Regions from separate parts of the Homo sapiens genome. Here region 2 is linked to region 1. A link is a contact called in ENCODE Hi-C or POLR2A ChIA-PET data. All regions are on one chromosome and are shown on one strand. Each heading gives the region's core, a stretch centred on a gene start or an enhancer-like site at or near the end of the contact. The rest is flanking DNA. Distances are from core to core; before and after follow the strand shown.

What was found. A loop is a pair of places that touch in the nucleus more often than their neighbours do. ChIA-PET counts read pairs that join two places held with the same protein, here RNA polymerase II (POLR2A). Pooled maps may share reads with other maps.
Region 2: a loop to region 1 is called in a map of breast epithelium, with 7 times the contacts of the local background. The contact joins two enhancer-like sites. A Hi-C loop is called at or near these places in 4 of 168 maps with a recorded cell type or tissue (breast epithelium, endothelial cell of hepatic sinusoid, heart right ventricle and 1 more), 11 of 37 single-sample maps with no recorded cell type and 13 of 50 pooled maps. POLR2A ChIA-PET finds 5 or more read pairs at or near these places in 1 of 52 experiments (activated B cell).

The regions. Positions count from the first base shown.
Region 1 is chr18:63,048,547-63,054,097 of GRCh38, reverse strand. No RefSeq gene overlaps it. Among named protein-coding and RNA genes, the nearest start is that of BCL2, 270 kb to the left of the region's middle. Within about 2 kb of position 3,262, at least 2 of the 41 ENCODE cell types and tissues checked have a DNase peak (open chromatin) inside an H3K27ac peak, as active enhancers do.
Region 2 is chr18:63,110,228-63,116,129 of GRCh38, reverse strand. No RefSeq gene overlaps it. Among named protein-coding and RNA genes, the nearest start is that of BCL2, 210 kb to the left of the region's middle. Within about 2 kb of position 4,054, at least 6 of the 41 ENCODE cell types and tissues checked have a DNase peak (open chromatin) inside an H3K27ac peak, as active enhancers do.

The DNA.
Region 1 (5,551 bases), core at 2,013-4,512:
CTCCTCCTCTCCATTGGTAGCCAGTGGTTTCATTGCCACTCTGATGACCAGCTCCCTAACAGCTCCATAATCCTTCTTCCACACCTACGCTTTTCTATTTCATTATTAAGTGAACAGGATTTAGACAACTTTTCTCTCATGTCTCTTTTTCTCTTCTCACGGCTCTACTGGTTTACTCTGGAATTTAATTTCTTCTTTGCTAGCAGTTTCTCAATATGTGATTCAAAGAATAAGGGACAAGAAAAGAGGACCCCTCAGTATAACACACGCCTATTCTGCGTGAGAGCAGCGTTCACGTTCTTGTTTAATAGGCCTGGGAAATGCTTCCTAAAGCAACAGTGGAGTGGAGAGTTGGTAGGAACTGTTAATTGTCTTGTGTTGCTTTAGAAAATTGCTTGATTACAGTGGAGACATTTCAAAGGAGAAAAAGCTCCAGTATATGATGGCAAAACCATGTGTAAATCAACTCTGAGTTGTAAATTTGCCAAAATATTCTTTTACCTGGACACCCGGTCCCATCCTAACCCCTTTGTTCTTCAAAAATGAGAATATGCTGGATAGACTATTTATAGCCTGCTTTCTGACAGCTTAATGCATATTAGGATTTTTTCTGTATAATTAAATGCTTTATAATACTTTTTATGATTACATATTATTTCATCTTATGACAGTTGATCATTTATTTAACCATGGCAGTGTTTCCAGTTTTTTCCTATTTATTTCAACAAAACCATGACGTATGTACTTATGTCTATCTCTATTCCCATGCTTCCTGGCTGTCTAATTTCCTTCTCCATATTGTGGGTTGAAGCCCTTCCCTGGCCAGGGGTGTTGCTTGAATGAACCAACAGTATGGTTTATCTCACCAACAAACAACTTAGGCGTAGGAGTGATCCCAGGAATCCCCAAGCATCAAAGTCACTTATTTTACAGATGCAGTCAAGGCCTAGAGAAGCCAGGAAATTTACGAAAATTCTCCTAGCGAATGAGTTCAAAGCATAGACTGAAACCCAGGATTCCTGGATCTCCATTCCATGCTCTTTCCATCATACTAGGTCACTTCCCAAAGTGCCTGAAAAATAAAACCTTCAGAGCCACGCAAAAGCAAAAGAGCCATCTATCTATCATCTATCTATCTATCTATCTATCTATCTATCTATCTATCTATCTATCTATCTGTCTAGACAAACACATATATACATATAACTGTAACTTAGAGCAAAATGTAATTTATAATTACATTGTTAGTTACTTAAAAAAAAACCCTCACTACAATATTATACAGATCTCCCTACAATAAGCTAGCATGAAATAATCCTAGGCTTATTAATCATGTCCCTGAAAAGTTTCCAGATGAGATAGAGACAGGAAAGCACCTGTCAGCCCCCAAAACCCTACGTCTCCAAGTGCTGAGTGCACACACACAGCCGTCCGGTGTTAAGTGCTATGGAGACACCTGAAGCCTAGGCATCAAAGCATTCACCTGCCTTTCCTCCCACCTCCCATCAATTCTTGGAAGACACTAAAACAAAACTTGTCCAAAACCAGTAAAGCGATCAAAGGGCCAAATCTCAATGGCTTTTCCCAAGTGTCGACCAGAGTCTTGACCATCGCTGCCCCAGGCTCATGGGCTGTAACAACCACAGAAATATGCTTTGAAACCTAACATGACAACCTCATATAATTGAAAAGCTGCCAGTGTTGAGGAGGTACAGATATTTAAAAGTCAGAAAGTTGCCAGCCACCCTCAGAAGGTCTTCATAATCAAGACACCTCAGTGTCTAAAGAGCAAGCTCCTCATGCCTGTAGTTCTTTGTGGGAATCTGTAGCCTCTTCCACTTGGTCATGAAACAGCCACAGTTCTGTGCTGGAGGATTTTCCAGATAATCCCAGAAGTGGGCTTACATTTCCTCAGTTCAAGTGGTATAACCAGCACCAACAGGACTCCAGCAGGATGAACACGCCTGATGACATCACTTTGTTGGTGTCAGCAGAGACTTGAGCTCAAATTGAGTGGTGTTGCTGCATCAGGAAAATAAACCAGTACTTACCGACTTGGAGAAGACAGATCTGTGAAAGTCTGAATCGCTTTTAGATCTTTGCAAACAGTTATTGCAAGCCTGGTATTTTTCAGATACCTAATAATATAGTAGTATTTTACATAATTGCCTTCCCTAACATTCGTAGAAAACTATAAATAGTCCTCTTAATGTGCACAGAAGTACTTATATTCCAGATGTTCCCATGGTGAAGGGACTTGAGCTATAATTTCCACCTATTTCAGAAGCACTGAGACAACCAAAACTTGACAAGCTCATTCTTTTCTTTTCCCTCCTACATATTCCCAGCCCCCATCCTCCAAGCCAGTGCTCGAGATAAGGCCGTCTCCCTTCCCAGTGGGGCTCAAGTGCATCTGCGGTGATTCCTGGCCTTTCTACTCCCTCTGAAACAAACTTCAAGAAAAACCCATCTTGGAAAAATGCTCTAGCCTTTGCTCGAGGAGAGGTGTATTTTGTGTGTCATATGTTGCTTGTTTCTGTTTTCTTTTTTTTTTTTAATTTTTATTTTTGCAGATGGAGTTTTGCTCTGCAGCCCAGGCTGGAGTGCATTGGCACAATCTTGGCTCACTGCAACCTCTGCTTCCTGGGTTCAAACAATTCACCTGCTTCAGCCTCCCAAGTAGCTGGGATTACAGGTGCATACCACCATGCCCAGCTAATTTTTGTGTTTTAGTAGAGATGGGGTTTCATCATGTTGACCAGGCTGGTCTTGAACTCCCGACCTCAAGTTATCCACCTGCCTCAGTCTCCCAAAGTGCTGGGATTACAGGCATGAGCCACCACGCTCGGCCCCTTGTTTCTGTTTTTAAAGGCTACTGGAGGTGGAGTGAGTGAAGGCTTCCTGCTGTTACTTGATTGAGGTTTCCTTTTCTTGACTACTGTGTTTTCACGCCTGCTTATAAAACTACTGACGTGTGAATCTAGCAAAAAGTTTTTCCTCCACAATGTGAATTAGAATATTGACTAATAATTATTTTGAATTTTTTTAGGTTGGATTAAAATTTGCACTACTATTCCAGAAAACTCATTGTCTACTAGAATCAGAACCATATTTTAGGCTGGGTGCAGTGGCTCACACCAGTAATCCCAGCACTTTAAGACGTTGAAGTGGGAGGATTGCTTGAGCCTAGGAGTTCAAGACCAGCAGGGGCAATATGACAAGACCTCATCTCTACAAAAAAAAAAAAAAAAAATTAGCCAGGGTGGCGGCGCATGCCTGTGGTCCCAGCTACTCAGGAAGCTGAGGTGGGGAGGATAGCTTGAGCCCAGGAGGTCGAGGCTGCAGTGAGCTATGATTGCACCACTGCACTCCAGCCTGGGCAACAGAGCAAGACCCTGTCTCAAAAAGAAAAAAAGAATATTTTAATCATGTTGGTCCTAACTTGCATTCTAAGTTTCATATTTAAAGGCACCATGCACCTGACTCTTCCCAACATTGAGCATGTGGTTGGAGAGGGTGCAGGTCTGGGGTAGGGGTGAAGGGAAGGGTCTGGAAGCCTCTGGTCCTCATTCATAAACCCTATAGAATAGAAAGGAGGGTTGCTTTGCTAACCTTCTGGGTGGTGGTAGGAACTCTTTCAGGCAAGAGGAACATCAGTATCAGGCAAGACTCCCAGGGAAGTTGGGGATCTGGGAGTATATTTTTGTTAATCCAACTCTTTGTACCTCTCCTCAAAAGTCTGTGGGCCTCCACAGGCGTAGGCACTCTAGAGTTGGGTTAATGCAAACAGATTTCCAGATCTGCAACTTCCTTGAGAATTTTGACAGATACTGACCTGCTGAGAACGGACCAGGTCTCCTTTGCCAACCTCCCATTCACAACTGCTCTTCTCCCTCCTTACAAAAGAAAAGTGCACCTCTTGTGGGTGCCCCAGAACATAAAGACTAGAGCATCAAGCCAAGGGCAATTTGACATATTGGTGTTTAATCAAAACATCATAAACTTGCAGTCACACATATTTCTGTTAAAGGAAAACATAGCTTCAGAGATGGAGTTTTTTAATCCAACTTAGATGCTCAGACTGTTTTAAACTGTTGTTTCTCCTCTTCTATCTCCTAAGTATTGACAGAGAACTTGCCACCAGAGAGAAAGCAAGCAAGGAGAGAAACTCACATGCAGTGGGTGGCAAGTCTGTAAGCTTTATCCCACAGCACTCTTTGAAGTGAGATACTGTCTCAGAGACACATCTTAACACATTCACTTGAATTGAGGAATGAGGGCGGATTGTTTCTAACAGAAAGCCTCAGTAATTTCACTGATTGGTTAGACAATGAGGATTGACTTTATCAATTTGTTCATAGGATGACAGACATTTTCCATAAATTAAATGAACTAAATTAGCAGCTCCAATGTCTCAAATAAAATAGATGTAAAGCCCTTGATAAGGTAAAAGCATTTTATCAAAAATAGTCTATTGGCAAAGGCATATTGAAATTAACAGTATTTAGATTTCCCTAACACTTTCTGGTAACAGTGGGTGAAACAAAATGCCTAAATGTAAGAATAAATAGATATAATTAATCATCATTTTTGGTTATTTTTCCCAAAGTTGGAAAATTAAATGACTCCAATGATTGAATAACAAATCTTTTGAATCTTTTGTAAATCAGATGGTTTCCTTTTTTAGGGAGAGTGTATTGGCTTTTATTATAATTAAAGGAGAAGCTAATTGAGTTGTCACCTGATAGAATACTAAAAACAATTTTTGATGATGGATTTTTTTCTTTTTTTTTTTTTTGAGACGGAGTCTCGCCCTGTTACCCAGCTTGGAGTGCAGTGGCGCGATCTCAGCTCACTGCAAGCTCCGCCTCTTGGGTTCACGCCATTCTCCTGCCCCAGCCTCCCGAGTAGCTGGGACTACAGGCACCCACCACCACACCTGGCTAATTTTTTGTATTTTTAGTAGAGATGGGGTTTCACCATGTTAGCCATGATGGTCTCGATCTCCTGACCTCGTGATCTGCCTGCGTCAGCCTCCCAAAGTACTGGGATTACAGGCGTGAGCCACGGCGCCCGGCCGATGATGGATTTTTTTTAATTTTTGATGAGGGATTATTAGGTGATTTTTGGAATATCCCTTGGAAAGAGTTCAAAGAGTTGGATGTCACTGTTGTAACAAAGTGCCTGCCATTTATTTATAGAACAAAATTTTTTTAGAGCTTACATGTGTAAAAATGAAAACTAGGAATAGAATTGAAGCTGAACCTTGTCTTACTCCAGCAATAAGTAATATTCACCTATAGATAAATCCATATCTAGAGAGACATTTTCAACAGCAGTTTACTTTTATATATAATAATTATATGTCAACATTTGAAATATATTTATGTTGTTTTGATGAATTGTAAACTAATAACAATTATAGCAATAAATCAGTCCAGATAAAAATTAATGCCTAGTACCCTATGGCTACTGAAAGTTTAAAAAGCTTGAAATTCCAATTTATGGGCATATTTCTGTGGCAAAGAATCAGGACTGAGTGATTGATTAA
Region 2 (5,902 bases), core at 2,805-5,304, 61 kb before region 1:
CTGGAGAACAAAAAGAGGAAAAAAGAGGAATAAAATATTTATAGAAAAGTTATTTCTCACAAGCAAGCATTTGTTCTAAGAGCTTTTAGAAATGTAATTATTTTTCTCCTTCTTGGGCTTTTCTGTTTTTAATATGAAACACTTTAAAGTCCCCTGGTTCGATTTCCAGGAAGCAATAATCCATTTTGCCTTGGGTGGAGTTTAGGAGAGAAACTAGGTTTCAGAAGTGAATATGCTTCCACTGAAAATGCCACATGGAGCTCTTGCCTCTTCTTTAATGTTCTTGCATAACAAGAATCCCATTCCCAGGGGAAAGCAGGGTGGACCAGCGGTCTTTCTTTCCACCCTCTACTGCAAGTGTCTCTGTCCTATTTGAGCCACAGCTGGACTCCTGGCCTCACCCTCACCTACAAAGTGACTGTCATATACAAAGGGTAAACCTCGGGAACAGCACTACCCAACAGAAATTAAATGTGAGCCACAGGTGTGAGCCACATATGTAATTTTTTTTTTTTTTTTGTCAGACGGAGTCTCTCTCTGCCACCCAGGCTGGAGTGCAGTGGCACGATCTCGGCTCACTGCAACCTCCGCCTCCTGGGATCAAGCAATTCTCCTGCCTCAGCCTCCCAAGTAGCTAGGACTACCGGTGCATGCCACCATGCTAGGGTAGTTTTTGTACATTTAGTAGAGACAGGGTTTCACCATGTTACCCAGGGTGGTCTTGAACCCCTGAACTCGCAATCTGCCTGCCTCAGCTTCCCGAAGTGCTAGGATTACAGGCATGAGCCACTGTACCTGGCCGGCGTATGTAATTTTTAATTTGTTAGTAGCCACATTTAAAAATTTTTTCAATAAACCCATGAAATTAATTGTTAAATATATTTTATTTAACCCAATTTATCATGTTAACATATAATACAAAAATTTTGAGATAGGCATGTAGGGAAAACTCTCAAACTGTGTCTTTCCTCTACCATCATACCACAACAATCATCAACACAGAAGACTTCTGTGACCTAATGTATGGGTATTTTTCCCCACACACCAAGCAGGGAACACTAGCTGGCTGTCCTCTAATTCAGTTCCAACACTGTCTACCTGGAGACCTTGTCAGATCCCACAGGTTGAGGGCTCAGTCCCCAAGACTGCCTCCGACCACACCAGTCAGAAGTCCAGGCCTTTGGAACTGCTGACCAACAAGCTTCAAGTTGGGGTCCCCAGAGCCCCCTCTTTGGCTTCAGTGAATTTGCTGGAGCAGCTCACAGAACTCAGGGAAGTACTTACTTATGTTTACCGGTTTATGGTAAAAGATATTGCAAAGGATACAGATGAAGAGACACGTGGGATGAGGAATGGGGGACAGGGTGTGGAGCTTCTACGCCCTCCCTCGGTGCCACCCTCCAGGAACCTCAGCATGTTCAGCTGTCTGGAGGCTCCTTGAACCCTGTCCGCTGGGTTTTTATGGAAGCTTCATGATGTCAGCATTCCTTTCCCCAGGGCACAGGGTAGGAACCACTCATAGGAAGGTCTTAAGGACCTCAATCAGCTGCACGGAGTCTCTGTGCAGTGGACCTAGGCTCCAGCTGTGGCTACAACATAGGGTTTTTATACAAGAAAAATAAAGTGAATTAAGCCTGAAAAAAAGAAAAGAACCTCAATCAGAAAAGCAGTAGAGTCCTGCCCTGGGGCAGGTGAAAAGGGGCAGAAGTAGGTCAGAGACTTAACACACCCAACATCATAATAAAAGATGGTAACAAAGGCTATGCGAGTCACAAGCCAGGAACCACGGAGGAAAACCAGTACCTATCATAACACCACAATAGGCTATTTTTTTTTTTTCATACTAAGGCTTTGAAGTCAATGTGGAATTGACAGTGGCAGCATATCTCAGTGTGAGTGAGCCACATTTCAAGTGCTCAAGAGCCACATGTGGCTGGTGGCCACCATGCTGGACCATAGCACCGGACCAGACCCTGTGTACAGATATTTGACATCTCATGCACAAGTGATGTGTCTGCAAAACGACTTCCTCTTCAGGCCCCCGCTGCTCCCCACCTCACCCCATACTTGTTAATTAAGTTGTTAAAACAGGAAAACATCTTCTCCAACTCCCTCAATTCTCCTTTTTCAAGCTTAATCCAAAAAGGTTCTTACTTTTGAAACAGTTGTTATCAGTTCAAAGGGGAAACTAAATCTGAAATGTGTCCAGTGGAAGGATTGCAAGTCCTCTTGACAGGCAGTAAACTCTTGATATCAGGTCAGGGTTTGAATTCTGGCTTGCTAAGTGCACGACTTTGGGCAAAACATGTGGCCTCTTTGCATCTTTGATCATCAGTTCAATGGGTTGTGACACTTGTCCCACCATATTCTACCAGCCTCATACGGGGTAGTGGAGTCAGGGAGATCAAAGTGATGAATGTGAAAGAGTTTTCATGCCACATAAAATGGAAAATAATATTATTTATTATGAAAAACCATTAAAACATTATTTTCTGTGCAGCTACAGAAAATAATAAATCCACAATAGCTACGCAGACAGTGTAAAGATTCAAAGTAACAAACTGAACCAAAGAAGCAAATTCCTGTAATTACACGTCAACAATTTTCTCAACTACTACCAAACTTTGACTTGTCATTTTTATTTACAAAGACAGAGAGGGAATAATAAACGTCCCCCAAGATAATAATCAACTGTGGTCCTTGGAGCCAGGTACACAACATGAGAATGCATCTTGATAATGGCTTACAATAAACTTAGTTATGATCTTGACAATGACACTGCAGAGAGCATCACATGTGGACCTTTTTTTCAAAGACCAACAATTTGAGATATCTGCAGAGACTTCCTGCAATATCTCTGCCCCATAACCACCTGGATATTTCCTTGCAGTGATAGTTTTTAGATTAGTAACATTAGCTTCTAACATTCCCTATGACACCACTTAAAACTTACCTCCTTATTGTTTTATTTAAAATGAGATCTGTGTGCCAGGGAATGGGGAAATAGGTTGTCTTCATTCCTAATTTGTTCTCTCCCAAGTGTTATTTAAAAACAAAATTCCAATTTTGGGCTTTTCCCATTTGCCTTTACTAATTACTTCTTTTATGTTCCACCCATTTGTGCCATAACTAATTCAAGTTCAAATAGAACTTAGTCACTATTCCATCACAGTCATCTCCTGCTCCTAGAGAAGTCATCCACACGCCACAAAGACAGGAACCAAGAAGGCCTTGGCGCTTCATGAGACCACAAGTGTTGTCCCTCTGATCCAATCACGTGAGACCAAATTTGTCTGGGTCCAAGAGTGTAGAACGTGTCCTTACCTCCAAATTCACATGTGCTAGTTGTACGGCATGTGGAAATAAATGCAGACCAACCAAATGAGAAAAGCAAAGGCTATTTATTCAGAGCTTGCTATATATACTAAGGGAGTCGGCCACTCACTATCTTTTGCATTTTGGCAGAGAATCAAAGGCAAACAGATAAGTGGGAAAGCTTTAAAATGGCAAAGAGGGAAGGCTTTGAGCTCACCCTGATGGGAGGTTGTTGGCATAGGGTGGGGGCGCCTACATGGAGGTGGGCTAATTAGAAGCAGGACATCCTACATGAATAATTAGAGGTGCATATTGGCTTTCTCTGGTTGGTCCTAAATTGGAATCAGGGAAGAAAATCAAGGAAGCAGTCCATTATTAATTAACTCCTGGCCATTTGGGGGCAATTGTACAGAGGTTATTGTCTGGCTTCATGGGTTGTTTCTACAGACAGTGATCTGACTTCCTGCAAGTCTGATTTATAGCAGACCTGTTTCCTGGGCCGGTAACAGTAGGTCATGAGCTGGTTTCCTGGGCTGGCTGCTGTAGACTGTGGGTCTGAATTCTATTTTTATATCTGGTCTGGCCATTGCCCATTTGTATATTCAGTCTCTCAGCTGCAAAACAAAGCCAGTGAGGATGACAGGAACCTAGAAAGGAATAAACTTGAATGATCAGCAAATTATCAAATGAAGTCACCAGACTTCTGCAACACCCTGGCAGCCACCCAGCAATTTGCTAATGACATCCTCTAAGTCCTCCTCTCCCACTCCATAGCCACACCTTGGTGACATTTTTTTGTCTCCATTGCCACATTATATGAGACAGTGCTTCAAGAGCACATGCAATCCTGCAAAAACCACCAAGATGTGCAGAACTCAGATGCAGGAATTCAGCCTCATGTCTGGAGGCCTGATGATGCAACAGGTTATCCAAAGGGGATGCTGGGGTCCCAAAAGTTTTCTGAGATAAAGAATTTGGAAGCATCTCCTTGAGTTCCAGCAATCCTAAAATGTTTTACCACGGATTCTTTGGAAGAACTGCATCCACTTCCAACCACTACAAGTTGTTTTAACTATAATGTAGTGGTTGGGCTTTAAGTCAGATGGAATCCAACCCTGGCTCGGATCGTATAATTTCTAAAAAAAAAGCATAAAATAATCTACCTTTTACCCAGCACCTAGTGTGTGGCAGACACTATGCTAAGTGCTTCAGATACATTGTCTCCTTTAATCTGTGGCAACAGCCTTATGAGATGAGTACCTTTATTTTGCATTTTATAGGTCTCACTGGGCTAAAATCAAGTTGTAGACAGAGCTGCCTCCCTTCTGGAGGCCCTAGGGGAGAATTGTATCCTTGCCTTTTCCAGCTTCTAGAGGCCCCCCAACATTCCGTAGGTGGTGACCCTTCCTCCCATCACTCCAGCCTTTGCTTTCCTCACTCTCACTCTGATCTGCCTCTCTCTTACAACAACTCTAGGGTTAGGTTGGGCCCACCCAGACAATCCAAAATTCTGCCCCCATCTCAAGATCCTTAACTAAATCACAACTGCAAAGTCAATTTTACCATGTAAGTTTACATATTCACAAGTTTCAGAACATTTGGATGTGGACATCTTTGGAGGAGTCATTATTCAGCCTACCACCACAGATAAAGAGGCTGAGGTTCAGAGTGGTTAATTTATTTTCACAAAGCCTCATAGCTAGTAGTAGTGGAGCTGAGGTTTGACTTTTCCAACTACATCAGGCTTCCCTTTCTGAGTTCACCAGTTTGGCCCTTGAAACCAAACTCAGCATGGTACTATGTATGTAAAGTCTAACCTTCACCCTACTCTTCCTCAGTGTATTAGTCTGTCTAAATTAATGCTGCTAATTTATAAAGAAAGAAGATTTAATTGACTCAGAGTTCCACATGGCTGGGGAGGCCTCAGGAAACTTACAATCATGGCAGAAGGCACCTCTTCACAGGGTGGCAGGAGAGAGAATGAGCGCCCACAGGAGTAATGCCAGATGATTATAAAACCATCAGATTTCAAGAGAACTCACTATCACGAGAAAAGCATGGGGGAAACCACTCCCATGATTCAGTTACCTCCCACTGGGTCCCTCCTGTAACATGTGGGGATTATAATTCAAGATGAGATTTGGGTGGGGGCACAGCCAGACCATATCACCCAGGCCTGTGGGTCCCCACCACCACCACCAGCTGGTGCAGGCAGCTCCCAGCCATCCATGCCATCTTGAACCAGAAGCGCCAGCCTTCAGGGAGATGGTCATCTGCAGAAGAGAAGTTCTGGTGCCCAGAAGTGCCTCTCTGCAAGGATTAGCCTCCTCCAATTACACAGCCACAGCTCAGCAATTTTCTCCAGTTTCATTTCATCTTGCCCTCACCGCCACTCTGAATCTCTCAAAATTCTTCCCTAGCTCTATTCCCAAAGTATACAGGGATAATACCTGCTGTATAATCGTTCCTGTCCCCATTTCCTCCTCAAAATAGGTCAAGAGTAAGGAAGAATACCTTGTGGGACCAAGAATTATTCCCAAGAAAGGGAAATTTACCAGCCCCTGAATGGTTAGGGTGCTGTGAACCA